5 separate regions of the Mus musculus genome follow, and regions 1, 2, 3 and 5 are each linked to region 4. A link is a loop called in an ENCODE intact Hi-C map of the cell type or tissue named here. Cell type or tissue: left cerebral cortex. All regions are shown on one strand.

The links. Peaks named below come from ENCODE experiments on the same cell type or tissue, not always from the same donor. Only the 100,000 strongest peaks of a DNase experiment are listed, where the experiment ranks them.
Region 1: a loop joins it to region 4, with 2.5 times the contacts of the local background. A loop is called at or near these places in 2 of 42 quality-filtered maps.
Region 2: a loop joins it to region 4, with 13 times the contacts of the local background. A loop is called at or near these places in 2 of 42 quality-filtered maps.
Region 3: a loop joins it to region 4, with 2.8 times the contacts of the local background. A loop is called at or near these places in 3 of 42 quality-filtered maps.
Region 5: it touches region 4 in a loop (2.3-fold over the local background); 10 of 42 quality-filtered maps call a loop at or near these places.

Annotation. Positions count from the first base shown.
Region 1 is chr10:85,100,132-85,105,131 of GRCm38, forward strand. It overlaps Fhl4 (four and a half LIM domains 4), which reads right to left and starts at 2,364. Exons shown (of 2, transcript NM_010214.4): 1 at 2,165-2,364. It overlaps Tmem263 (transmembrane protein 263), which reads left to right and starts at 2,496. Exons shown (of 3, transcript NM_001013028.2): 1 at 2,496-2,866. In left cerebral cortex, a CTCF peak has its summit at 2,353 (motif pointing left); DNase peaks (open chromatin) are centred at 2,410, 2,604 and 3,340; H3K4me3 peaks cover 2,407 bases; H3K27ac peaks cover 1,886 bases.
Region 2 is chr10:84,960,144-84,965,143 of GRCm38, forward strand. All of the region lies in intron 4 of Ric8b (RIC8 guanine nucleotide exchange factor B), which reads left to right. Among named protein-coding and RNA genes, the nearest start is that of Gm34633, 41 kb to the right of the region's middle. In left cerebral cortex, no CTCF peak of the experiment used is centred here; DNase peaks (open chromatin) are centred at 1,649, 2,518, 3,790 and 4,884.
Region 3 is chr10:84,772,124-84,777,123 of GRCm38, forward strand. The region is part of intron 1 of Rfx4 (regulatory factor X, 4 (influences HLA class II expression)); the gene reads left to right. Among named protein-coding and RNA genes, the nearest start is that of Rfx4, 19 kb to the left of the region's middle. In left cerebral cortex, no CTCF peak of the experiment used is centred here; DNase peaks (open chromatin) are centred at 472, 862, 2,080 and 2,687; H3K27ac peaks cover 333 bases.
Region 4 is chr10:84,643,399-84,648,398 of GRCm38, forward strand. It overlaps Polr3b (polymerase (RNA) III (DNA directed) polypeptide B), which reads left to right. Exons shown (of 28, transcript NM_027423.2): 10 at 3,398-3,520. Among named protein-coding and RNA genes, the nearest start is that of Gm17249, 23 kb to the left of the region's middle. In left cerebral cortex, no CTCF peak of the experiment used is centred here; DNase peaks (open chromatin) are centred at 2,848, 3,316, 3,585 and 4,769; H3K27ac peaks cover 770 bases.
Region 5 is chr10:84,983,702-84,988,701 of GRCm38, forward strand. The region is part of intron 7 of Ric8b (RIC8 guanine nucleotide exchange factor B); the gene reads left to right. Gm34633 (a long non-coding RNA gene) reads right to left here. Exons shown (of 3, transcript XR_003948930.1): 2 at 4,015-4,105. Among named protein-coding and RNA genes, the nearest start is that of Gm34633, 18 kb to the right of the region's middle. In left cerebral cortex, CTCF peaks have their summits at 2,476 (motif pointing left), 2,687 and 4,017; a DNase peak (open chromatin) is centred at 2,428.

The sequences.
Region 1 (5,000 bases), 460 kb after region 4:
TGCCAGGAAACCAGTAAGAATGTGAAAATAGAAAAGTATTATAACTTACATTGATGGTAACCTATTCAAAGCTTCTGATCATTTAGTTCATTTCAAAATACCAAAAGTATATGACAAAGTGAACATAAAAATGTGTTGCCCTTACACTAATTCATCATATAAATGCCAATAGAAATACTGTGAAGATGATGTCAACTCAACAAAGGAATTATTTATGCAAAGAACTGGATCAACTTCCTGTACTGAGCAGAAGGTTGGACCCCTCCTTCAGCTTCAGTGCTACAACATATAATTTATGTTTTGCTTTCACAATTCTGTCTTCTGTCTTGCTACTTTCTGGTCTTAACATTTTGAACTAGCCCAGTCTGTTAAGCAATGTCACTGCTAATTACTCCAGGGTATCAATAAGGTAACTAATTTTTTGAATGTAACCAACTAGAGAAAAACTGAGGCACTTAAACTAGAATTAACTTTTGTTTTAGGTGATGGAGGTACAGTTTGGGGCATGCTAGGCAAGTACTCTAAACTGAGTCATAATCTCAGCTATTTATAATGTAGTATAAGAAAGTTTTGCCTTAAGTTACTGCATTAAGAACTCATTATTTGAAGACATTTAAAGACATTATATAGAAATAAAGATATTACAGTATTAGAATCAAGAACTACAATGGAGGTCAGCCTATAAAATAAATAGGGCCTGATTTCATTGAGGTTCCTTCTGGTTACACCAAGCTATCTGAAATCAAGATAGCATCAGGATAGAAACAATTCAATTAAGATTCTCATATAGACAAGAGTGGCTTAGAACTGAATGGGATGTTGTTCTTTTTAAAAAGAAGATGGCATCAGATAGCTGTGAGCTGACATGTGGGTGTGGGGAACTGAACTCAGGACCTTTGCAAGAGCAGTGAGTGCTCTTAACCACTGGGCCCTCTCTCCATTATTATAGGTAAGGAAACTGAGACAGCAAGAACTGACTGGGGTCAGATCTATAAGAAATACTGGACTACCTGTACTTGTAGGTTCAGAAGGAGCCAAAAGCTCCCTGGTACCTTCATTGGTTTATGAAACAGAATATACCACTGCTTTGAATTATAGCCTTAATTACTAGCAAAACTGTAAGTCAATTTGGAAAGAAAGTTATAAAGTTCTGCATTGTAATTTTGCCCAGGGTTCAATCTTGAAATCACCTATTAAAATCCTATTAAGAATTCAGGAGTCTATGACAATAAAAGATTGGTACTCAGTTAATACCACAGTTCAAACTCTCCTAATCATCATTCTCTTTTAGTTCTGTAAAACAAGATTATCATAATTTCAGCACAGTGATCTGAATGGACTTAATTCATCGATTTGATAACGGTTAAGCTCTAGTTCATTCTATTTAAGAACTGAACCAAGGTTAGCTCCCTCTCAGGATTTTTTGTTGTTGCTGTTAGCATCCCTTTTCTGAGACTTGATAAACACTTGCTATCCAGTTACACCACGCTGATTACTTTCATTTAAAAATTGAGGTCCCCTGTCCTGTGTATGTTTCCACTTGATAACTAGGTCGTGAAAAGAAAAAAAATCTCACGTTTTGGTATAATTTCTCAGTAAAGCCCCCTTACACCCACAGTCTCTCTTCTTATCTTTCCCAAAAGTGTAGGGTGGACTTATTGTCATTTTTATCTTAAAGATGTTGAGAGTCAAGGAAAAGCTAATAGCAATTATCTAGTCAGGTAGCCATTTCGTCACGTCTCTGCTTCCTCCTCACAGCCTTCCTAGGCAGCTATCACAAGCCCCCTTGGAAGCTCACTGTCCTGTTTCCCATCTGAAGCAGAGGCAACGCTGAACCCAGAGGACTTCCCAGACAGCATCTTCTTAGGCTGCTCAATACTTTACAGGACCCCACCAGGGATCCCCCCTCCCCCCAAGGCTGGCAAGAACGTGGAGGGGCCCTGACGAAGCCCTAGTTAGGAAGTGACAGTTTTCCTCCCTCTCCAGTTCAATTCTCACATCGATGAACCAACCTTCTTTCGCTACCAAAATTCAAGGCCCCCTGAAAGGCCTTGGGCATCCGCTGTGTGATGAGGGCGAACCTGACATGTTTACGCTCAAGGACTCCAGGTGGACCAACAACAACAACAAAAACCCCACACAAATTAGCAAGGCCTCGCCTCACCCTATCACTCGGTGACACAGGCTCGCAGAGCGCCCTGGGGAGAGCGACTGACAGAGGCCCTGCCCGTCACTCCCTTAGGGCAGCAGCTAAAGGTTGAAGCCCCTGGGCGAAGGAGAGGGAGACACCGGCGAGCATGCCGCCCTCCTCAGGGGAGAAGTTCTAAACCCCCATAACCGTTAGTTCCCTCGAGCCCGGAGAGTGGCCGAAGACTCGGGCGAGGCCGGAGGCGCGCGCCTCGCCGGGGCAGCGCCCCCTCGCCTGCTCTGATTGGGTGGCCGGGGCGGAGGGGGCGGGGAGACCCTCCGGATGAGGCGCGCGCGCAGGCTGGCCGGGGGCTGCTGGGAGGGCTGCGCGCGCCGAGCGACCGGTGGGCGCGGGAGGTGGGGGGGCGGAGGGCCGGGGGCGCGAGTGCGCGTGCGCGTCGGAACCCGAGGCGCGGGAGGAGGCGGGAGCTCCGGAGGCTGCGGAGGGGGCGGGTCGCGTCAGGCGCCACGTCCGCAGCCAGAAGCCGCCGCTGCCGCCGCCGCCGCCTCGCACCGACCTCGCACCGAGAGTCTTCCGACTTCTGAGCCGGAGAAGAGCATCTAGGTCGCGTAAGCCACTCCCGGGCCGCATCAGGGCCTCTGCTGCCCCGGCCGCTTCTGCTGTTCTCCGTGCCACCGCTCCCTCCGCCCGGCCGCAGCTCCCGGCCTCGACCCCGCGGTGAGTGAGTGTGTCCCATGGCTGGGGCGGGGGCGGGAGGGTGTCGTCGGCCTGAGTGGCCGCACTCCGGGCCCTTTCCCGTTAGCCTCATCTGCACCTCACCTGCACGACCCCGGGGCCTGGCCGCTCCAGCCTGGCCCTTTGCGGGGGGACACTGAACGGGAGGGGGATGGGCGGGAGTCGTTGGGGGGCGTACGGAGGTATGGGGTTACCCCAGTGGGTCCACGAGTTTGTGGACGCGGTGTCTGCAGTTGAAGGGAGTCGCTCTGGAAGCCTGGGTCTGACCTCTTGCCTTGAGTGTCAGGCTGGTGCGGAGGAGGAGATGGGGCATCCGAGGAGGAGCCCAGCTTCCTTGCCCCACTTAACTTCTGACCTGTTGATAAACGGTCCCGGTGGGTTCAAGTACACAGGGCTTGGCTCCAAGCGGAGATTCCCGCTGCTCTTCCTAAATCGGGAACTCCACTCCCACGCCTGTTCTAAGCCCGCAGGTGTGGGAATGAAGAGGGGCGCTGGCAGTGTCAAGGAGTGACTGGGGAGCAGGGGGGAAGGAGTCCTGGAGCAGCCGCCAGTGCAGTCACTGCCGACCCCAAGCTCAATCCAAAACCGAGCCTGCCATGCACAAGCAGCATCTAGTCTAGCCCCGGAGCTGCCACTCGGGATCAAGTTGGATCGTCTCTCTTAAGCCCGTCTTATATTGGAATTCCGCAGGAACTAGGGTGTGCTGGATGGACAACGAAGGGGCGGAGGAAGGAGGTGTCCAAGCCAGCACCAGCCTCTAGGGTCATTTTCTGCCTCTCCTGCCACGTCACTGCTCTGCTCAGGGGAAAAAAAAAAAGACTTGCTTGTGCCTAAAGGTGGATCAATGAGGGGGAGCTAGGGCTGCTGGGAAGAGTTAGAAACACCTAGACTAGGAAGCGAAATCTTACTTGATTGTGTCTTTTGTATCTTGTGAACGCTACTAATCCAAAAGGAAACATTGTGGGTATTTGTATCTGCTATTGGTTAGTGCTTAAAACTTCTAGTTGTTGCCGCTCAAGGGCTATCACACTAACAGGTAAGTATGTTTCCATTCTTGCTTTAGCAACGCTTAATACACATCTGCTTTCATTTTTCACTTTCATTTTTTTTTGTATAGCAGCACTTATACCAGAAACTAAGTTCAATGAAAGCATCATTCGAAAAAAGTTCAATGAAAACATCATTCGAAAAGTTTAATTGATTTTAACATATAAATTCAAAAGTGTTTGATATATATATGTTTATATTCGGGGAAAATCTTGACTTTCCCGTTTCCGTCCTTGAGTCTTTACCCTTTTCCTACATTCTGATGCTACTGGACCAGATGACATACAATTAAGAGTACGGTCTTTATGTTCACTCATTGTCTCAACAAGATGTGGCACAAAGTAGGAATGGCAGCATCTATTGAACAAATTAAGTGTATTTTAGTGAGGATGACAGAAGTACTGGTTTTCTGGCTTGGCAGAATATTTTAATCCTATTTCATGTTTCTTTAAGAAAAATACTTAAAACTATTTTGACAGTCTCGATTATTTGTCACTTTGTGTGGGATTTTTTGTTTGTTTGTTTGTTTTGTTTTTTTCTGTGTAGCCCTGGCTGTCCTGGAACTCACTTTGTAGACCTGGCTAGCCTCGAACTCTGAAATCCGCCTGCCTCTGCCTCCCAAGTGGTGGGATTAAAGGCGAGCACCACCACTGCCCGGCCGTGTGGGATTTTAAAACTTTCATTGATAAATTTTTCTTTGTTGCCAAACTCAGTGCTTTTCTTGTAGTCTATTTGCTGTTAATTTAGTTGGCGGGAGCTACCTTTTATACAAGCAGTGATCAGCATTGTTAGCTACAGAAGCATAAAACCCAGCAAGGTGATGTCTTGCTGTGCATTGCTTGCTAGTATATGTGTAGTTTTGAAACTCCTCAAAGTTAGTTGGCAAAGGAATGAAGACATGCTATTTTCCACGTAGCCCATGCAGAAGAATTCCCTCCCTCCTTCTTCTTAGATAGATTCTCATTCTAGAGCCTGGGCTGGCCTAGACCTCCTAAGTCTTGCTGTAGCTTCCTGAGAGCTGAGATTATGGGTGTGAGCCACCATGCCTAGTTTAGTCTTTTTCTTATAC
Region 2 (5,000 bases), 320 kb after region 4:
CACATTATCTGCAGTAAGTTCTGTCTTAAATGACTGCATTAAGCGATTTTACCCTTTGTTTTTGTTTTTTTGTTTTTGTTTTCTATAGAAGAGACACTAACAGTTCAACATCAGAATTAAAAGTGTTTTTGTTAAAAAGCTTAGAAGTATACTGATTTAAAAAAAAAAAATCAGATAACCCAGGCTGAGGAACATACAGGCTGTAAAGAGGAAATTCTGGCAGGTAGACAGGCAGGCAGGCACTGCTGTGCTAGCCTCAAGTAGCTCTGCCAGGAGTCTCCAAAGAATGGTCTCCAGATCTTAGCACAGTGCTCAGCATGTGTCAAGAGAGCAAAACTACAGAGATTGTTCAGATTTCTAAAACGTAATCAAGTTTCTCTTCCTTCCTTTGCTAGACTCACCCTTTTAAAATCTTTCCCTTCACAGTTACTTTGATAAGATTTATTAGCTCCGCTGTGAGTGTAAGGATGTACTGGAGAACACAGCCGGGATTATGATCATTCTCAGGCGCTCTTGGGAGACGGGACTTTTGCTTACCCAGCAGTTTGCCTGCGATGGCCTCGAGTGCCCTTTTACTCAGAAGAAGGTGATTAGTATCAATCGGAATAACGATGGCTCCTTGCTAATCCTTTTAACTAGAGAGAGCTGCTCCGGTCTCAGCAGCTGCTGGGCACCTACTGCAGGGGCCTTCGCAGTGACCTGAGCACAGTGCTTATGGAAAACTAGAAGGTGCAAGGCACATTGGAAATATTTACTCTTTTTTATATAACGTTTTTATTTTCATTAATTTGTTGAGAATTTTATTCAATTATTTTGATCATATTCACTGCCATCCCCTTGTATTATCATTCTTTAAAAGTTATTCTCAAGGGTTTTTATACTCCTTTTTTTCTTTTATCTTTTTGGAGAATTATTGTTTTTTGGTTTTTCAAGATAGGCTTTCTTTAGCCCTGGCTGCCCTGGAACTCATCCTGCAGACCAGGCTGGCCTTGAACTCATAGAGATCACCTGCTTCTGCCTTCCAAGTGCTGGGATTAAAGGCGTGCACCATGGGGCCTGGCTCTATTTTTTTTTCCCTATGCTTTGACTTAAGAAACAGCAGAGCAGCATGAGTAGTCCTGGATAGGGTAATTGTGGTAGGATGCTGACTATGTGAAGGTCTGTGAAGCCTCCTGGCCCTGGCACTGAGTAAGGTCTTAATAGCATGTCTGCCTGCTGCTTCTGTGATAAGCATAGTGAAATTTAAACGTCATATTTAGTCCAGAAGTTTCTAATTGCCCCTTGAATACATTTTATTTAGAAACTTACTTTAGTGTGTATCCTTTGATCATATAAAGATGCTTGTTTTCTGATATTCCACTTTTTTTTTTTTCAGAAGCCAGAAATTCCATTTATATTAGATGATAAAGGTGCTTTAGAAAAGAAAGAGCCCGGCATCTTTCTGGTTTGTCCCTGTGAGTGTGCCCCATTGCTTTCCTCAAAGAGGTGACGAGGACGCAGGCCTGAGTGCGCAGCTCACAGCAGCAGGAGCCTGAGCTCAGGCCACTCGGCATTCTCAGTGCTGTGCTGTGTTCCTTCAGTTCCTTCTGAGCAGCTGGAGTATAGTTCCTGTTGTCTGCCTTTGCGTTAAAGACATCCCACTTCTCTTCCATCTCTGCTGTGTGCTTGGAAGTACTGTCAGCACTCTTCACAGTGAGGAAGCTTAGCCATTCATACTTGGATTCCCAGACTTGCAGTTAGGCTTTCCTTTGGAAAGGAAGGAGAAGTGGAAAGGAGGGACAGCCTTCATGCTGCTAGGAAGGATGAGACCCGAGCTCAGGTTAGCTGGCTGTAGGCACTTGGCTCAGGTTAGCTGGCTGTAGGCACTCAGTTCCTGTTCCTCCTGCACACTAAGGATCTCTCAGCTCGTGCTTATCCGTGCCTTTGATCCATGAGGAGTGAGTTTCTGTGTGGGGATATAAAACCCTCTTCTTTTACTTGGGTGTTGGCTATATAGCTTCAGCCACCATTTATTGAGAAGGTTTTCCTTCCCTATTGCTCTTGTCACCTGGTATGTGTCAGGCCGTTTGCATCCCTTTCTGCTTGAAGTGGTGTATTAAGTTTTCAAACTAGAAGTGTGATTCTCCAGGCTTTGCTTTTGCAGGATTGTTCAGGCTGTTCAGTCTCTTGACATTCCATGTGAGTTTTAAAATTAGTTTTTCTATTTCTATAAAAATATCATTGGTAGGAATTACTTGACTTTGGAATATTCAGCTCCTAATAATATTGCCTCCTAATCTCTCTCTATATCACACTTTAAATATTTGAAAATGAACTGATTTATTTCCATTTATATTTATCAGTTAGTTACCTAGTATTAGGGACCAGTTTGAGCTTTAGAGCTAAAAACGTCAAAGCATATAGTCCATTCTCCAAGGCTCACCACTTAGTGCATATGTGAGCGAATGAGTCATGTTCTGTCCACGCTCTCCTCCTGTCCGTCTGCCCTATGCTCCCCCCCATTCCCGCGAGCACTGTGTCAGTGAACAAGCTTATATGAGAGATAGGAGAGCACAGACAAAGATATCCACTTTGGAGAGGGCAGAGAGGACTCATTTTTGTTGTTGTTATTGTTAACTCTCTTGGCTCTTTTTAAACTTAGTTTCTGTAAATAAGTTTTCCAGGTAAGAAAGGATTGTTGAAACCATGTCCCGCTGAGTGCTGTTCTAAGGTGTCATAAGGACATCCACGGCATATGCTCTGAGGAACCGACACTAAATGGGGAGACAAGACATAAATATTATGAAAAGTAAAATAACAACTCAAGACAAGAATAGAAAGACCATGAGATAGTTTTGAGTAGTTTTCAGTGACTGATTTCAGTAACAATCGCTAAAGGACAAGTTCACTGTGATCTGAAGTGAGGGTCTTCCTCACAGATCTGTCCTTGGCCTGTTCTTGACCACTTCCTACCTTTAGGGAATAATTTTTCTGTTATCAAAAGACTTTCAGGTTTACTTCTAGCCTGTGTATTCCTGAACATCAGTTCGCCATGAACATCAGTTCAACCCATTCTCCCTCATAAGAGTCTCACCACTCCCAACTAAGATCAGACCAACAACCTCACAGCCCCGTGGGAAGGGATCTAATCTGGCGGATGATCTCCTCTCCACTGCAGGCACAGTTCCTCAAAAAGCCGATGTCTGCTTGCTGTTGTCACTGCCCCTCTCAGTCATGCGGATCAGGAACTCATCTTGTTTGTTGTGATCTGTACACTTAGGACCTGTAGCCCCATCTGGGAAAAGCTGTGTTACCAGGTCACTTCCCTCTTTCTTCCTTGACAACCTGGCCCAGGCCTCACACAGCCCTGTCAGCTAATAGCCTGCTTTTACTTAGCAAGATGGCTTGGCAGCATGGGGGAGGTGGGTATGATTGCTGGGGTTCTAAAGGCCTTCAAACTCTTTCTTGGCATAGCCATAGAAACCTCAAACCGTCTCAATCTTTACTACAAGACTTCAGGGGAAAATACTAAGCGTCATGTAGGCTCTGTATAATGAACCGGGCAGTATATTCCCACCATGGCCATATGCCAGTTACATCAGCTTCTTCTGATTGAGAGCTGTCTCTCATTGTGTAATATTGGATGAGTCCATGGAATTAGATCTGAGGCACTGGCCTCACTCTTAGGGGAACATTCTGCTTTTGACAGTGTCTCTCTTCCTATTGTCAAACAAAACATTTTCATGGCACTGGTCCACGCTTTCCCTGCCTCTGAAAGCCTACTGTTCTGCAAACCAGATGGCTCTGTATTCAAAATAGTCTGCCTTTTTCTTCCCTAGACATCGCCTGCTTATTTGGGCCTGTGCCTTCGCTCCATCTGGAATTGCTGGAGTGCTTTTTGCCTAGGTATTTGTGAGGCTGGCTCCCTCTCATCATTTAGAACTCAGCTCAAATGTAGCTTGCTCTATCAGTTCTCCAGCCTCCTGATGAAGACTTGTGCATATGAAACCACGTGCACACATGGACGTACCTACGCCTGTATTATCCTCTGCTTCACTTTTTTCATGGCATTTATCAATAACTAGAATAATATTGTTCCATTATTTTCTTGCATCTTTATTATTTACTTCCTGAAGTGATTAGCTAAAAAAATAAAAATAAAAAGATGAGACTGGAGAGGTGGCTCAGCAGTTAGGAGCACAGACTACTCGCTCTTACAGAGGACCCAAACTTAAGTCCCAGCACCCAGTTCAGGTTGCACACAACAACAGTAACTAACTCAGCTCTAGGGGATCCAAGACTTTCTTCTGGCCTCCAAGTACACTTTTACATATGTGTGCATATCTACATACTGATACACAAAAATATTCCTTTTAAAAAGAGAAAAAAGATCTTACATGTCTCCTCCCTTCCTATATACCTGATACACACACACACACACACACACACACACACACACACACAATAAGATATAATCATTTTTTAGCCTCAGCCTCCTAAGTGCTGTGATTCCAGGTGTCTGATATCATGCCTGATTAATTTACAACTAAAAAATAAAAGGGTGTGTGTATGTGTGTATGAGGTGGGGTTATGTATACGTGCCAGGGTGCTCCTGTGGAGATCAGAGGACAGGCTTATGGAGTTGGTTTTCTTTATACCAGAGACTAACCTCAGGTATAAAGGTCAAGTGCCTTTACCCTCTAAGCCATCTCCTTGGCTCAATTTCCAAGTTTTTAAAACACATTTCTAGTGGTGCATTCTTGTCACCTCAGCACTAAGGAGGCAAAGGTAGGAGTATCAAGAGTTTAAGGTCATAGTCAGCTACCTAGCAAGTTTAAGGCCAGATGGTTTGCTGGTGTGTGTGGGACTCAGTCTCAAAGTATTTACATAGTGAATTCAAGGCCATCCTGGGTCACGTGAGAGCCAGTCTCAAAAAAGAAACTTGATTTCATGTTGTAGCCAGTAGGATCTTCCTGGCTTTACTTAAGATGTAGCAAACAAAGGATTCTGCCATTTTCTTG
Region 3 (5,000 bases), 130 kb after region 4:
TCCTCTTCATTACAATGGCCTCCCAGGTCCTCCTCACTCTCCAAGCCCATTCCTGCCTTGGGCCTTTACCGTCCAATCTCACCTTCTCAGACCAGCAGTTAGCATCCCTGCTACTAAAGAGTATCCCCAAACCCCTGTTATCCCATTCTGTGCCTCTAAGTCACCACTCTTATGACTCCGAAGTCCTCTTGTTTGTCTGTTTGGGTCTGCCACCGCTGTAGGACACAGGTCCTCTGAGCCAGGACCTTCTTGGTCTTGTTCATCACTAGATCTTTAGCCTAGTGCAGAGCAGGCACCCCATCCATATTTGGTGAACATGGGAAGAGAAATAAAGGCAGACAAGGGGGTGGGGCTGTCTTTGTGGTTCAGCCCCTTCCTGGATGGAACCCAGGGGCCCCTGGGCTAGGGCCTGTAGGGTTGCCATGGTAACCACTGACTGACCTGAGGAGCCCTTTGGAGAGGCAGGCCACAGCTGCTGCCTTCTAGGGTCCAGATTCTGTGTATCCCCACCAATGTGGAGTCAGGAAAGAGAGAAGAGGGACTGGGAGAGAATGATCCAGAGCAAAGCATGGCCTGGTGCTGGAGGTTATGGACAGAGATGGCCATGGCAACGCCATTCCACTGGTAATGACCTGGGCTCTGGGGAAGGGAACCTCAACACAAGTCCTCCTTGGCAGCCATCCATGGGGCATATCAACCCTTTCATGTAGCTTTTTTTTTTTTTTTTTTTTTACAGTTGTGGGTTCCTAAAAATAAGCCCTGGCACAGTGTCCTGAAAGATGGCTTAGACAGAGAGCACGAATAACACCTTCTATTAAAAACCTGGTGACACTTCTGTCAGGCAGCCTTTTCTCGGGTGTTGCATAAGACATTCCTGTTGGCATCAGAGCTCTGTTTCATATGATGCTCCCCAGGAAGCCTAGCTGCTTCCGAGCTGCCTGCACAGTTCCCAGGCTGGGGAGCCAGGCCTTTGCAAGCTGCTCCCAAGGCATTCTCACACCCCTGGCCTACCAAGTCTTTGGGCCACAGGTTGGCAAACTCTTCACCTTTTCCCGGAATCCACTTGGCCTTTCTCTACCCCATGCCCTTGTCTCTAACTGCAGCTCTTGTGCCTAACATACCACACTTTCCTTTTCTGTCTGACTGGTGGGGAATCCTTGAAGCATCAGCCAGACTTAGCCAGGCCGAGATGGATCTGTCTTCCTTCCCAAGGCCACAGGCTCTCTTTGGATGCCTTGCTTCCTTGCTGTGTGTCCTGGATCAGGATGCCGGCTTTGGAGTTAGACCTGACTCAACTCAGCCACCAGCCGTCTGAGTTACTCTACCTGGATTTGCCCTGTCTGTCTTAGTTTCTGTCCAGCAAGTCAGAGCTAGTGGGCTGTCTGCCTTGGTTTCTCTGACGAGAACAGAGGAGGCGTGTAACCCAAGGTAACTGAACTGGCATGAGGTGAACACTCAGTCACTGCTACAGTTCATAGCCCCCACCCCCACGCTGACTCTCTGGCTTCATCTCTCCAGAAAGCTCCTGGGTTCTAAGAGACAGTGCCTTTCCAGTTTCCTATGCCCCATGAGGCCAAATGGGTCCAGCACTTTGCCATTGCTATTTTAGGGCATCTTTGGAGAACCCTGGCAGGCAGGGATTTAGGAACCTGGGACCCACCCTCACGACCTCATAGCTATGAGTGGTAGCACCGGTACTTGGTACTTGAACTCAGGTGTTCTGACTCTAAATCTCACAGTCCACCAAGACCGAGTCTGCCTTCTCTCCCACCCTGTCCTGCCTGTAACGCCCTCATGACGTCATGTCAGGCATCTTGGACCTTAAAGGGAACATGATGCTGGCTAACTTCTGATTCTTCAAAGGGCTTGCTCTCTCCCCTTCGTCTTTGCCTAAGTTCTTCATCTTCCAAGGCCTTTCTGACGGAGGCTCTCCCTGTCTGTGACTCCAGCAACTGGTGTTTCATTAGTCATCTCTGCCAACTGTTTTCCTAACTATTCATAGCTCTTGGGGACAAGATATTGAATGGAGCAAATAAGGCTGAGGAAACTAAATTCTAGAAAACAAATCTGTAGGTCTTGAGATCCTAGGCCCCAGGGCTCTAGAGGAAAGGCTTCTGTTAGAATTATAAGAAAGGCACATGGCAGTAATTGTAAAATGAATACATAGACAGCTCCATCTCAGGTCCCCAAGAACGTGTCCCCAAGCTTTCACGAGGCTTTGGCTTTTAAGATTCATTTTAATCAGTGCCCTACCTTCCACCCCTCAAGTTATGAATGCATTTGTCAAGCAGAATTCTAAGCTCCAGGTGCCTGGGCCATGGTGTCTCCTGGATGGGGCAACTTCCTATTTCTTCCACCACCTCCTAGGAAATCAGTCCTCTGTATGGTTCTGCTCAGTTTCATCCTATGAAATGGAGAAAAGTTGTGGAAATCAGGGTTTCTCAGTCTTTGAACCAAAGTGAAGAGGCATGAAGGGCTGCCTGTAAGTAAAGCTGGTTAAGGTCCTGAGGAGTAAGACTCATGGGCAGGCAGAGTCTCATCCTGCTTCGGGCGGCTGGGAGCCCAGCTTGTGGTACGGCCCAGGAGGCTGAGCTCGCAGTCATCCTCATATCCTTTGCGACATTTGCCACAAGCTTGACTTTCACTACAGGAAGTCATCACGTGTGAGTGGTGAGCTCCTTCTGCACTGGAAGAGTGCCAGTGTGGCCGCGCTGGTCACAGCTGGCCGCGCTTTGTGACTTCCACTTCAAGTTCCCATATCTATAAATAGAGCTATCAAGTCATGGCGAGAACACTGTTTTGAGGTTTAATTTAGACCAATATGTGACAATGCGTTCTTGGGGGATACTTGCCACATGGTAGGAACTTCTTATTGATGGAGTAGTGGAGAGCTGGCGGGAGAACATATTTGATATGGTTTATTTAGTGTGTGCAACATCTCTGGGGCCAGGCATAGCAGACAGCTGGGTTCAAGATGGAAAATGGGAGTTGGGAATGGTGGCACATTCCTGAAATCCAGCGTATAGGAGGCAGAAGAATTGAAATGTAGAGGTCAGCCTGGGCTACAGCCTGAGACCTTGTCCAAAACAAACAAGCAAAGAGATGGGGAGGAGGCTGGAGAGGTGAGCAGTTAAGAGCGCTAATTGCTCTTCCAGAAAACCTAGGTTTGGTTCCTGACACACGCATGGTGGTTCACAGCCATCAGTAACTCCACGTTCATGGGATCTGACCCCAGAGGGCAACAGACAATGTACATACATGAACACATGTGCAGGCAAAGAGGTCATTCATGTCAAATAAATCTATAGGCTCCTACCCTCAAGAGTTCAGGAGATAGCATCTCTCTAGTACAGCTTCTTACATCAAAAAGGTGTGTGTGGGGGGGGTGGAGGGGGGTGTGTACATGCATACACACACACACATACACACAAAAGCACAACATTTTGCTTATCCTAAGTTGAGAAAAAGTCTTTGATGTGCTGTGCTTTTCCTAGCCTTGAAGATGAGGAAGATTAGAGAATCCTACAGCTGTGTGGACAGGTGTGCAGCTGTGGGGCCAGGTCTGCAGCTGTGGGGCCAGGTCTACTTATAAGTCACACGTTCTTTGAAATCTCATGGCAGTAATGTAGCATGTATTGAGGTGAGACTGGGCGCCGTGTGCTTGGTTCTAGTGGAGGGTCAAAAGAAAGGCCCAAATAAACTCCACTCCTGAGGTGTTTGAGCTGCCAGCTGAAGAGCCCGCCACACGTGCCAAAGGCTGACAAAGAAACAGGCAAGAGTATTTAGCAAAAATTATAATGTGTAGGTAGAGTTTTATTGAAAGTTCTGACACAAATCAGGTTTTGCTTGAGGTCGCAGCGCTGACACTGTCTGGGAGCCGTGTGGGAGGCAGGAGAAGGAGGCTCAGCTCCCACGTGGAGAATTGAGGTTATGACCTTGGGCTGCTGATCCTGACCTCTACCAGCTGGGTGACTTTGACCAATCATCTACTCTCTATAAGTTTTAGCTTTCTTACCTCAAAATGTATTTCTGCTCCCCCCCCCCACCCCCACCTCCGTTCCCTTTTCTCTTGAGGTGGAGTATGGATATGTTTGCCAGAGGTTCTCCACCTTAATTTTTTGTTTTATTTTATTTTTGGTTTTTCAAGGTAGGGTTTCTCTATGTAACCCTGGCTATCCTGGAACTAACTCTGTAGACCAGGCTGCCATTGAATTCAGAGATCTGCCTGACCCTCACTACCAAGTGCTGGGATTACAGGTGTATGCCACCACATTGATATGGTGTCTCTCCTAAGCCTAGAGTTTGCCTATTTGGCAAGATTGGCTGGCCAGCGAGCCCCAGAGCTCTTCCTTTTTGTTCCCCAGCACTGGGATGATAATCTGTCACACTCAACTTCTTACGTGGATGTTAGGGATCTGAACGCAGGGCCTCATGCTTTCTCGGAACTGATTCTCCAGCCCTAACACATGCCCTTTAACAACTTCATAGAGTTCTTGTGATGAGCCATATGCCAATTTGAACACTGTGGAACCCATAATTGTTCAACATGGGTTAGCCTTTGTTCCTGAATTGCATACACTACAAAGGTAGATGAGTTATAGAGCCTCATTAAAATTCAGTATAGACGCCATTCTGATTGAGATGGCAAACCCTACACAGTCCCATCCCAACCTCAACTGCAAAGTTTCTGGAAGCATGGGTACTCTAAGTAGTCACACCACAGTCTGGGCCCTTCGAGTTGACTCTGTTTGACAGATGGCCCCAAGGACATTGACCGACAAGAAGATGTTTAGAAAATTGGATAGTAACAAAGCAGGAGAAATTTCTTCGAAAAGTTGATGAAACAACTGGGGGCCTTGAACCAGAGACATGGAGACATGATAATTGTGTTCCCATCTCTGCCCGGTGTCAGAGACTGGACTCATTTGGGTGTTCCCTAGGACAGCGGAGAGCAGCCTGGCTGCACAAACAGTGTATCTTAGGGTCAGAGGGAGCCATGT
Region 4 (5,000 bases):
CTTTGTCTATGTTTGAGAACAGTTTCATGCTACTTTTTTTTTTAAGATTTATTTATTTATTATATGTAAGTACACTATAGCTGTCTTCAGACACACCAGAAGAGGGAGTCAGATCTCATTACGGAAGGTTGTGAGCCACCATGTGGTTGCTGGGATTTGAACTCAGGACCTTTGGAAGAGCAGTCTGGTGCTCTTACCTGTTGAGCCATCTCACCAGCCCATCATGCCACTTTCTAACTGACCATGTGACCATTGGTGACTTTCAGACAAACATTATCTCGGCCATTTTTCCCTAAGGTTATTATTGTACAGCATTTTCTCCTGACTTATTTATTAGTGGGAATGATGAGGTTTCAGGAGTACAAAGAGTTCCACGGAATGCTACTTTTCAGGTGCCTAAATTATGTCTGTAAAGCAAAATGGGTGGGCATTTTGTTTGTTTCCATGGCGACGCGATCATCTGTTTGTAGCCATGGCTGCTGAAGGCTAAACAGTCTTTTTGCTGGAGCTCCTTTGGTGATCCTTGCTGAGATAGGGCTCCGAGATTCAGTGACTTGATAGGACGAGCTCAGGCTTTGGCTGGAAAGCTTTGGCGGTGCGCATGCTTTCTGCTTATGGTCTCGTTCACCATTGCTTGGCCTGGTTTCTTTCCCAGCTTAGGCATGTGTGGAGGCCCAAGTATTCTGATTAGATATATTTTAAACCACTCCAAAGTGATAAACAATTTAAAAACTGCCACTTACATTCCACACCAGGACACCTTAAGTGGCCAACTAAATGATGATCGAGAAATGATTTGTTTTTATTAAATTTGTTCCTGTTAAACACCAAAGTAGGCAATCAAGTTTGTAATCTCTTTGTATTTAGAGGCTACTGAAGTAAAAACTTCTAATATAAGCCCAGTGGACTTATTTAATGGTTCATATGTTAGCATGCCTGTTTTTTTTTCCTTTGTTTAAAAAGTTAAAACTGGTCACTTTTTGAGCTGCTAACCGATTAATCATAAAAGGCTGCTTTAATGAATGTGTATGTTTTTAACATAATGACATTTATTGTTATAAGCTACTTGAATAAATGCTTCTTATCACGTTAGAGATAGAAGGACTATAGAAATTAATAAAAATGGGATCTGAGTCTTCAGAATTTATTTGTAAAGGGAAAGTGTGAAGCCACTTGTGGGAGTGCATGCTTATAATCCTAGCACTCGGGAAGCTGAGGCAGGAGCATTAGGAGTCCACGCCTAGTTTGTCTCAAATAAAATCAGGTTCAACTAGGGGATTTAATTTCTGCTGCTTTTACATTCGCTCTCTGAGCTGTGTCTGAGTTGCCACCCTGTTGTGTGGCTTTCCCTGGGGAGACGTGGACAAGCATGGACAAACCTCAGATGGGTAACATCTGGCCATCGAGACGGTTCCATCTTAGTTTAGCTTGCTAAACTTGCGAGTTTCTTGGGGCTCCTTACAGGAGCATGCCTGACTCAAGGCGGCTGCAGAGCCAAAAGAGCTGTGCCAGTCTAGGTGAGAGCTCACAAGAGCTGCGTTCTTAGAGCTCCCCCAACAGTTTGTTCAGACTTATGTAAGTGGAGAAGGACCTCCTGAGTTTTTACATTTTGTTTTGCTTTTTTTCGAGACAAAGTCTTACTATTTGGCCCTGGCTCATCTACAACTCAGTGTGTAGATCATGCCAGCCTGGAATCCAGGAGATCTGCCTGCCTCTGCCACTTGAGTGCTGAGATTAGAGGCATGCGCCACCACACGCCTGGCCATGTTCTACAATTTTCTGAGTCTTGTAAGCTTCATCAGCTTCCTGAGTCCCTGAAGTTTCTTCAATTTCCTGAGTTTTGTCAGCCTCTCTCTTTGTTTTAGGAGGGGAGATGCCAACTCAGAAATAACTACAAAGCACATCCTTGTTTTGTTGGGCAGCAATGTGGGGGTTACTTGGCTGGGTGGCTCTGGCACACTGTCTTTCTGCTATCGGTCTGTCTGTCTAACTGTTGTCCTCTTGCTGAGTTAGAGCAGGGCAGTGGCCACAGCCAAGATGGGAAGAAGGGTTTTTTTTTATTTTGTTTTTTGTTGTTTTTCCTAACCTCTGAACCTTCTCACATTCTTCATGTGTACCCTCATGATTTGACAGCAGGAACAAGCAGGAAACGACAGAGCCTGTAAAACCAGGCTTCCAAAGCTGAGTCACTTCTTCCCACAGAGGGGAGTCACCAAATGAACTCTGTGATCAGAGGAGTTGGTGCTAGGGGCCGTGGGGACATTTTCAAACTCCCCTCAGTTGGTATAAAAGGGACATATCAGCTTAGTTAGCATCATCCCCCAGGTCTTCAGAATTTTCAAGGTTAAATGTGTGATCATAGAACTTTGAGCTAGAAGAGTGCCATCGCTGCTGCCTCTGTACCTGTGATAGAAGAAAGTACATGATGGTGTTAGAGTTGGCACGGCCTCAGGGAGACTAAGGAGTCACGCCTTCCAGATAGATGGCCACCCTCTCAGTAGTTATAGGACAGTGCCCTTGGAGGTCTGCATTGGGCCTGGGGACTCAGCTTCCTTCTCTTTTGTGTGGGAGAGAACTGAGAAGACAAGCCTGACTAGACAGTCAGCCTCTTGTTCAGTCTCCTCTCAAAGCCGAAGGAAGACATGTTGATGCAAACATGACTTTCCCCTGACTTCTAAAAAACAGGTCATTACAGCATCCAGAGAGCTTAGTGGGCTTATGCTGTGTCTGCACGTGGCAGCATTCCAGACACGTGTCTGAAGAAGTCATTAGGCCTAGGACCTCTCGGGACCTACAGAGGCGTGCGGCCACTGCCACCTAAGAACACTTAAGAGGGTTCCTTAGGCCAGCTACGTTTGTTCTACATTTTAAATATCTCTTTAAAGTTTGCGTAGTATATGGTATCTCTAGAATATGGAACTAAGACATCCTTTAGGAAAATTCTCTTGGTGACTGAGTAACTTGATGTTTTCAGAAAGAGATGATCTAGCAAAACTAGTCGGGGTCACACTCAGGTACAGCAGTGTTCTTTTCTGATCCACTACCTTTGGGGGTCTTGCTTTTATTTGCTCTTGCCACGACCAGGCCTCTCCACTCGACTTCCCAGCCTCATTTCTTCGTGGTGAAACTCTTAGAATATTTCAAAAAAAATTGAGAGGGCTGTACACATGCAGAAAAATGTTTGAGGATGTTTGCCTTCCTCTTTCAAACGGCAGTTTCTGTTTCAGGTTCTCGTGCAGCCTGGTCCGTGGCTGCCGATGCCAGATGGCACCGTTTCTGAGGGAAGAGCTGGCTTTTGCTTAGAAGTAATACCCACACACAATGGCAGATTAGCATAAGCAAATGTCAGTGAGGAGACACAAAGCCAACACTCTGCCATCTTTTCTTCCCTTCCTAGGCCATGGGTGTGGAGAGTGACCAGGAAATCGTGCAGATGATTGGAACAGAGGAGCACGTGATGGCTGCATTTGGGCCCAGCTTGGAGGAGTGCCAGAAAGCTCAGATCTTCACCCAGATGCAGGTGTGTCCTTTCTTGATATCCTTTGCTGTGGATTGAGACAACCACAGCGCTGTTCATCTCAGTAAGCGGCCACTGCAGAGGCGTTGGAGGTGTGGAATTGGGAAGGCTGCCGAGGAGAAGAGCAGCACAAATGTTCTTTTGACTCACTCTGTAAACTGGAGGAATGAGCTGGCCTGCACACTGCACATCGTCAGCCTATGAGGGCAGGAGGCTTCTTGCGTGCTTCAGTAACAAGCAACATTTCCCCTGTTCATTCCAGGGAATGGTACACTTTTAAAACTCTGGCAGTGTTAATCTAGATTTACCTGTTCCATTTTCTCTTTACTATCTTTTTGATGGTGCTGTTGGGGCGTGTTCCCATGATTAAACACCATGTCCAAAAACAACGGAAAGAAGATTTTGTTTTGGTTGGAGTTCCAGAGAGGTAGAGTCTGACAGTGAAGGCATGGAGCAGGAAGCAGGAGCAGGAAGCTGCCTGATCACATTTGTGTCCACACAAAGGAAGTGGCAAAAGAGCAGGAATTCGGGCAAAGCCACTGTCACATCCTCCTCTCCCTCCCAGTGACATACTTCCTCTAACATAGCTGGACTTCTTGAGGGTTCCATAACCACCAACTGGGGACCAAGTGTTCAGATACGCGAGGGGAGACATTTCTCATGTAATACCACAGGGACCAGAGTCAGGGCTTTGTACCTGCTAAGCAGGCACTCTAATGAGCTGTGTCCTTAGCTCTTAGTATCCATTTCACTCCCAACTTCCAATTGTATCTGTTCAGTCTCTATCCTATTTTCTGAATTCCTAATTGCTGTAAGATCGAGAAAGCTTCAAGAATAGTTTCTTCTATTACCTCAGGGTCTTCACTGACCTCAGATATGCCTGGTGAGACCCTTGGGATCTGAGGTCAAGACTCTAAGATGATGTTAGGGAAATCCTTGTGTATAGACATGCTTTAAAACATTATACTTCTTGGCCGGGCGTGGTGGCGCTCGCCTTTAATCCCAGCACTCGGGAGGCAGAGGCAGGCGGATTTCTGAGTTCAAGGCTAGCCTGGTCTACATAGTGAGTTCCAGGACAGCCAGGGCTATACAGAGAAACCCTGTCTCAAAAAAAAAAAAAAAAACCAAAAAAAAAAAAAAAAAAACATTATACTTCTTAAACACATTATACTTTTCTCATGTGTGGGAGTCCCAGCACTTGGGCTTTTTTTATAATGTGTTGGCTTACACTAAGTCCACGGTCCATGTGGCAATCCTGTGCCCTCAGGGAGCCAGGGATGTGCCTCTGTAGAACTACAGTACGTGGTTTGAATGTGTCCATATGCGCATTGCCTAGCATGTGAGATACAGGAAAATACAAATGCTGGGTGTTGTTCTTTTGACCCCCCCCAGGATGAATGTATGTATGTTTTGAAATCAAGTCAGTCTTGATGGTTTTTAGATTAAGTCACACTCTTAGGAAGCTTAATATCATACTTAAGTA
Region 5 (5,000 bases), 340 kb after region 4:
TTCCTCTGGGACTCCCCAAATGGTGAGGGGAAACACCCAGTGAGGACCTCCCCATTTAGGCTCTCCCCATAATATCTGGCTGTGGGTCTCTACATCTGCTTCTGTTGTCTGCTAGAGGACACCTCTGTGCTGACAACTAGACAGAGCCCTGATCTCTGAGTATAGCAGAATGCCATTAGGAATCATAGGATTGATGGATTGGTTGATTTCTGCCAGTCAATCTGGTTCTACCCCAGCTCTCTGGACTAGCCAGGCTTTGGTTCCTGGCCACCCAGGCAGTGCCGGGCATGAGCTCCCTCGCAGGGAGTAGGCCTCAAATCAGAATTGGTCGGCTGCTCCTGAATGTTCTGTACCACCATTTCCCTGTATCACATCTTGTCGATCAAAGGCTGTGGCTGCGTGGGTGTCCATATTTCCCTTCCCTAGCCTGCAGAGTACCTTCCTGCTCCAAAGAGACGAGAGTGTAGTGAGGAAGGCTCCATGCTGGCACCGGTTTGACCTCCCCATGGCAAAGCACATGCAGATGTTTATTTTTTTCTTGCTTTCTTTGAAGGATTTATTCGTTTCCCCCAATTGTTTGTCTTTTCCTGGATTTCTTTAATGGATTTATTCATTTACTCTTTAAGGACCTCTGTTATCTGAAGGTCTTTTTCCTGTGCTTCTCCTGTGTTGGAATATTCTGGTCCTGCTGTTGTAGCATTGCAGGGCCTTAGTAGAGATGTATTGCCCTGGTTGTTATTGTGTTCTTACACAGGCATCTAGGTGTCTGGGTTTGGGGTGATTATAGGTCTAGGTGCTGATTTCTGGATTTGTCTTTGTTGGGTGGGTGTTTTGTTCTTCAGTTTCTGTTTCCTGTCTGCATTTTCAGAGTGTGTGATGGCTGTGTGCTAGTTCTTTTACTGGTCTGCTAGGCTGTGTGTTCATAGGGAATGCCTGCTGGTGATGGAGGCTGGGAAGCAGTGATGAGTCAGAGGAGGGAGGTCAGGAGGGATAGTCTGTGGGGTCCACAAGAGAAGTGGACAGGAGGGAGGCCACAGCTGGTGGTGTGTTGCTGTGCCAGAGAGGTTGAGGGACTGGGTCTAGGGAAACAGAGTGGAGGTCTGCAGCAACCCAGCTGGTTTTCTGGCAGGTGTGACCTGCAGTTGAGGGATAAGGTGTTGAGTGGGGGGAGGGAGGTTAGGAGGTGATGGTCTGTGGGATCCATAGATCCATCCATGTGGGCAAGGGGGGAGGGGAGGCTGCAGCTGGTGTTCTGGTGCAGCAGTGTTAGCACTGTGCCTAAGGGGTTGGCTCTGGGGGAGCAGGGAGAGCAGCAAGGTCTATGTGCAGGCCAAGTCATGTCAGCCACAGTAGCTGAAGTTTCTTAAAGATGCACAAACCCATGTGCAGTGTGAAGGCGCTGTAGTCTGTGCTCAAACCACAGAGTAGCGCAGTAAGCAGCAGTCAGAAGCAAGAAGGGTCAAGTGTTAACAGACTAGGCATGGCAGGAACGCCTAGGTGTCTGAAATCCCCATCTGTGCCAGGGCAGCCTACTTCTCTAGCCAGCAGGAACCAAAATGCTAACGTGTAGTCAGGTTACCAACTTGTGTTGAGCTGTGACATAACTATAGTTTATTACTTTCACAAAGTCAGCTTCCTGGAAATTATGCTAAGCAAAAACAAAAACTGAATTCAGAAAAACCAATGCTACCCATATTTTCTTTTATATGTGAGGTCTAAATGAGAGAAAAATGTGAATCCTAAATGTGTAAAGGGAGCTATTAGAAGGGGCCCAAGAGCTGAGGGTGCCTGTAATGGAATGCATGTAGTGTGAAAGCAGGAGAAGGCTGGTCTCATGGAGAGGGAACCCTGCCGGAAGGGGGTAAGGGGGAGGAAGAGAATGGATAAGAAGCAGCCATAGGGCTGGAGAGATGGCTCAGCGGGTAAGAGCACTGACTGCTCTTCCAAAGGTCCTGAGTTCAATTCCCAGCAACCACATGGTGGCTCACAACCATCTGTAATGGGATCTGATGCCCTCTTCTGGTGTGCCTGAAGTCAGCTACAGTGTACTTATGTATAATAATAAATAAATCTTAGGGCCAGAGCGAGAAGGACTGAGCAGGCGGAGGAGACCAGAGCAAATAGAGCCAACCGGAGGTCCTAAAAATTCAATTCCCTACAACCACATGAAGGCTCACAACCATCTGTACAGCTACAGTGTACTCACATACATAAAATAAATAAAATCTTTAAAAAAAAAAAAAAGCAGCAGCTATAATGCGGTGAGTAGGGAAACAGCCAAGGAAGCGCATCGTTTTGCCTGCTAACATTTCAGTACAATTCTTCTTACAATAATATACTCTCTTCCAGCTCCTTAAAAATAGTCTACATAGTTTAGCCAAAAGAAAGTGATCTGTGAAACATTTCACGCCTTCCGTATGTGGCAGCCGCATACGGAAGTGGTAGGGTGAGTTACAATCAGTTCAGCTTGAGCTGCCTTGTCCAGCAGCGCCCCCTGCAGCCCTGTGCCACCTGCAGCCCTGTGCCCCCTGCAGCTCTGTGCCCCCTGCAGCTCTGTGCCCCCTGCAGCTCTGTGCCCCCTGCAGCTCTGTGCCCCCTGCAGCCCTGTGCCACCTGCAGCTCTGTGCCACCTGCGTGTGCCTCCCTCCAGCTCAGGCTGCGGGCGGGCCTTTGGCCTCTCTCTAGCTTGCTGCTAAGCTGCTTCTTTGCCGTTCATGTTTTTCTTCCTGTCTTCCTAGAAGCCTTCCTCTGTGAGTTGGTCCTCTCTGTGCTTGGGTTTAATTTTTTTTTAAGCTTTTGCATCTTGGAATCTTGAAATACTGATGATATTGCATGCGCTTCTCAATATGTCTGTGCCAGGCCAGGCCTGGACGGCCTTTGACAGCCGTTCTTTTCAGTCTCCTTTGCTGACACTCATTCCGGTCCCACATTGAATTCCATAGTCACCCTCTGAACACCACTGTCTCACTCCTGGCTTCTGCCTCAGGATGAACCTGGCATGCTTCGCCTGTGGACCGCACATCTGCACCTGAGTTTCTCAGGGCTGCCTCCCTCTTCTGTCTGACGTGGAATGCATTTTCTCCAGGGCCCATGTTCCTCAGCCTTTCTGTGTCCTTTGCTCACACCCTCTGTGAAGGGACGTCATCTACAGTTACCCCGCCTACCTTCTGTACATGTAAAACCAATTACACCTTACAGATTTTACTTCCTAGATACCATTTTTAATTTTTTTCTTCCATTTTGTTCCCACACCACTTCATGTTATATGCCTTTAAAATCATTTTCTTAAAATACTAATATAGTCAGACCTCCTGTTTCTAATCAGATTATTTTGGTCTGTCTGCCAGGTGGCTACTAGGGTTTGTTATAAAATGTGGACAGAATGTTGCCATTGCCCCTGTGTGAGCTCGCAGGGCTTCCTCATGCTTGCCTGGGGAAGCCCACATTCTACTCCCGCCCCTTGCCTCGTAGAGTTGTACTGTGTCAGTGTACCCCGTCTGCTTCTAACTTGATGCTTTAGCGCTACCTGGGCTGCCCTTCCCCATGGCCTCAGAACACTAAGTTTTGTCTTCGAAGAGCACCGTGGACTCATCTGTGAAGAACACTCTGGCTGTTGCGGCAAAGTTGATTTTCTTCGTCCTGCCGTTTTGACTCATCTGTGTTGTTTCAAGCTTCCCCATTGGCTGTGCTGTAACGATGTAGAGCTTGCATCCCCAACATCCAGCTTCTTCACACTGGAGATCTTGTATCTTACAGGCAGTTATGCTCCCACAAATGTTACTTAAAAGAGCAAACTGCTCCCTGGGAGTTCAGTCACGTGGGCAGTTAGCATGTGTCTCCCCACAGTGGGAATAAGTTCTTAAAGCAGGGTTGTGCTTGCTACAGTGGCAACCGGGAGGGACACTTTTAAGTGGAAGTAGTTACAGAAACAAACAATTCAGGATCTGAGAAGTGGATACGATAGAACATAACTTTAGAAAGAATGGGCTGCAAGACAGGAGCCGTTCAACCTACTGGTGTTCCAGCCTTTAGGGGGAGCAGGGGAGGCGTCCTCCAGGAAGGTAACATAGTTAGCTTCGTACTGAACAAAAGATGTCTTGTGCACCTGGAGAGAAGCAGAAATGGGAAGATACAGGTCTAAAAAACAGTACTAGTTAGAGGAGCTGCTGGATCTAGAGGACGTAGAGTTTAACTGGATGGAAAGGTTCCTACTGAGGAGGGAGGAGAATGGTCTCTGGGTGTGCCTTCCTCTCAGTAAAGGAATGGAAGCCCTGCTTTGTGGTAAAACAATAGAACTAATGTCTGTGTAGGCTTTCAACACTGCCTGCCAGTGTGTGTCTCACCAGCACCCACTGTGTGGCTACATTCTCTCTCTAGTATCTAGTATCCTTATAATGTCAGCTTTCAGGGAGTCATCTGATTTCAGCAGCATCTTCAGGTAATAACTGACAGTTACCATGACAGAACAGGCATCCTTGTGTGAGCCCATGAGTGCACATACGTAGCACCATCAGAAGATCTTTCCTTTTTTGGTTAGCCAGGTTCAGTCAGTTTCCTTTCTTCCCTACACAGTGTCCAGCAGGGTTTCAGTGGGCTATTTAGCAGCACACTGGAAGGGAAGCGAACGCTTCTCCCGCACTCCTCTCTGCTAGGAGTTTATATTCCACTTAACTCCCGTCTCTGCTTCCCAATATCTTGTTGTTTAAAATTTTAACAAAATTTTATTTGACTTTATTTTTGGAGCATTAATATGCCTTAAATCATCTCTGTAACCCATTTATCTCAGAATTGACATATGTTCCAGTAAAAGAGCAGTAAATATTCTTTCATTAAAATCTCAGGGGTCATTATTAGCTAGGCATTAGTGTTCTGAGGGCTTAGATTTGTGGTCCTTGATCATGAGTGGATTTGTATCTGACCATTGCAATCATGTCTTAAGGATACATATATACTCTAGACATTTGTTCCCTTAATTCATTATGCATTTCCTAACTTACTTG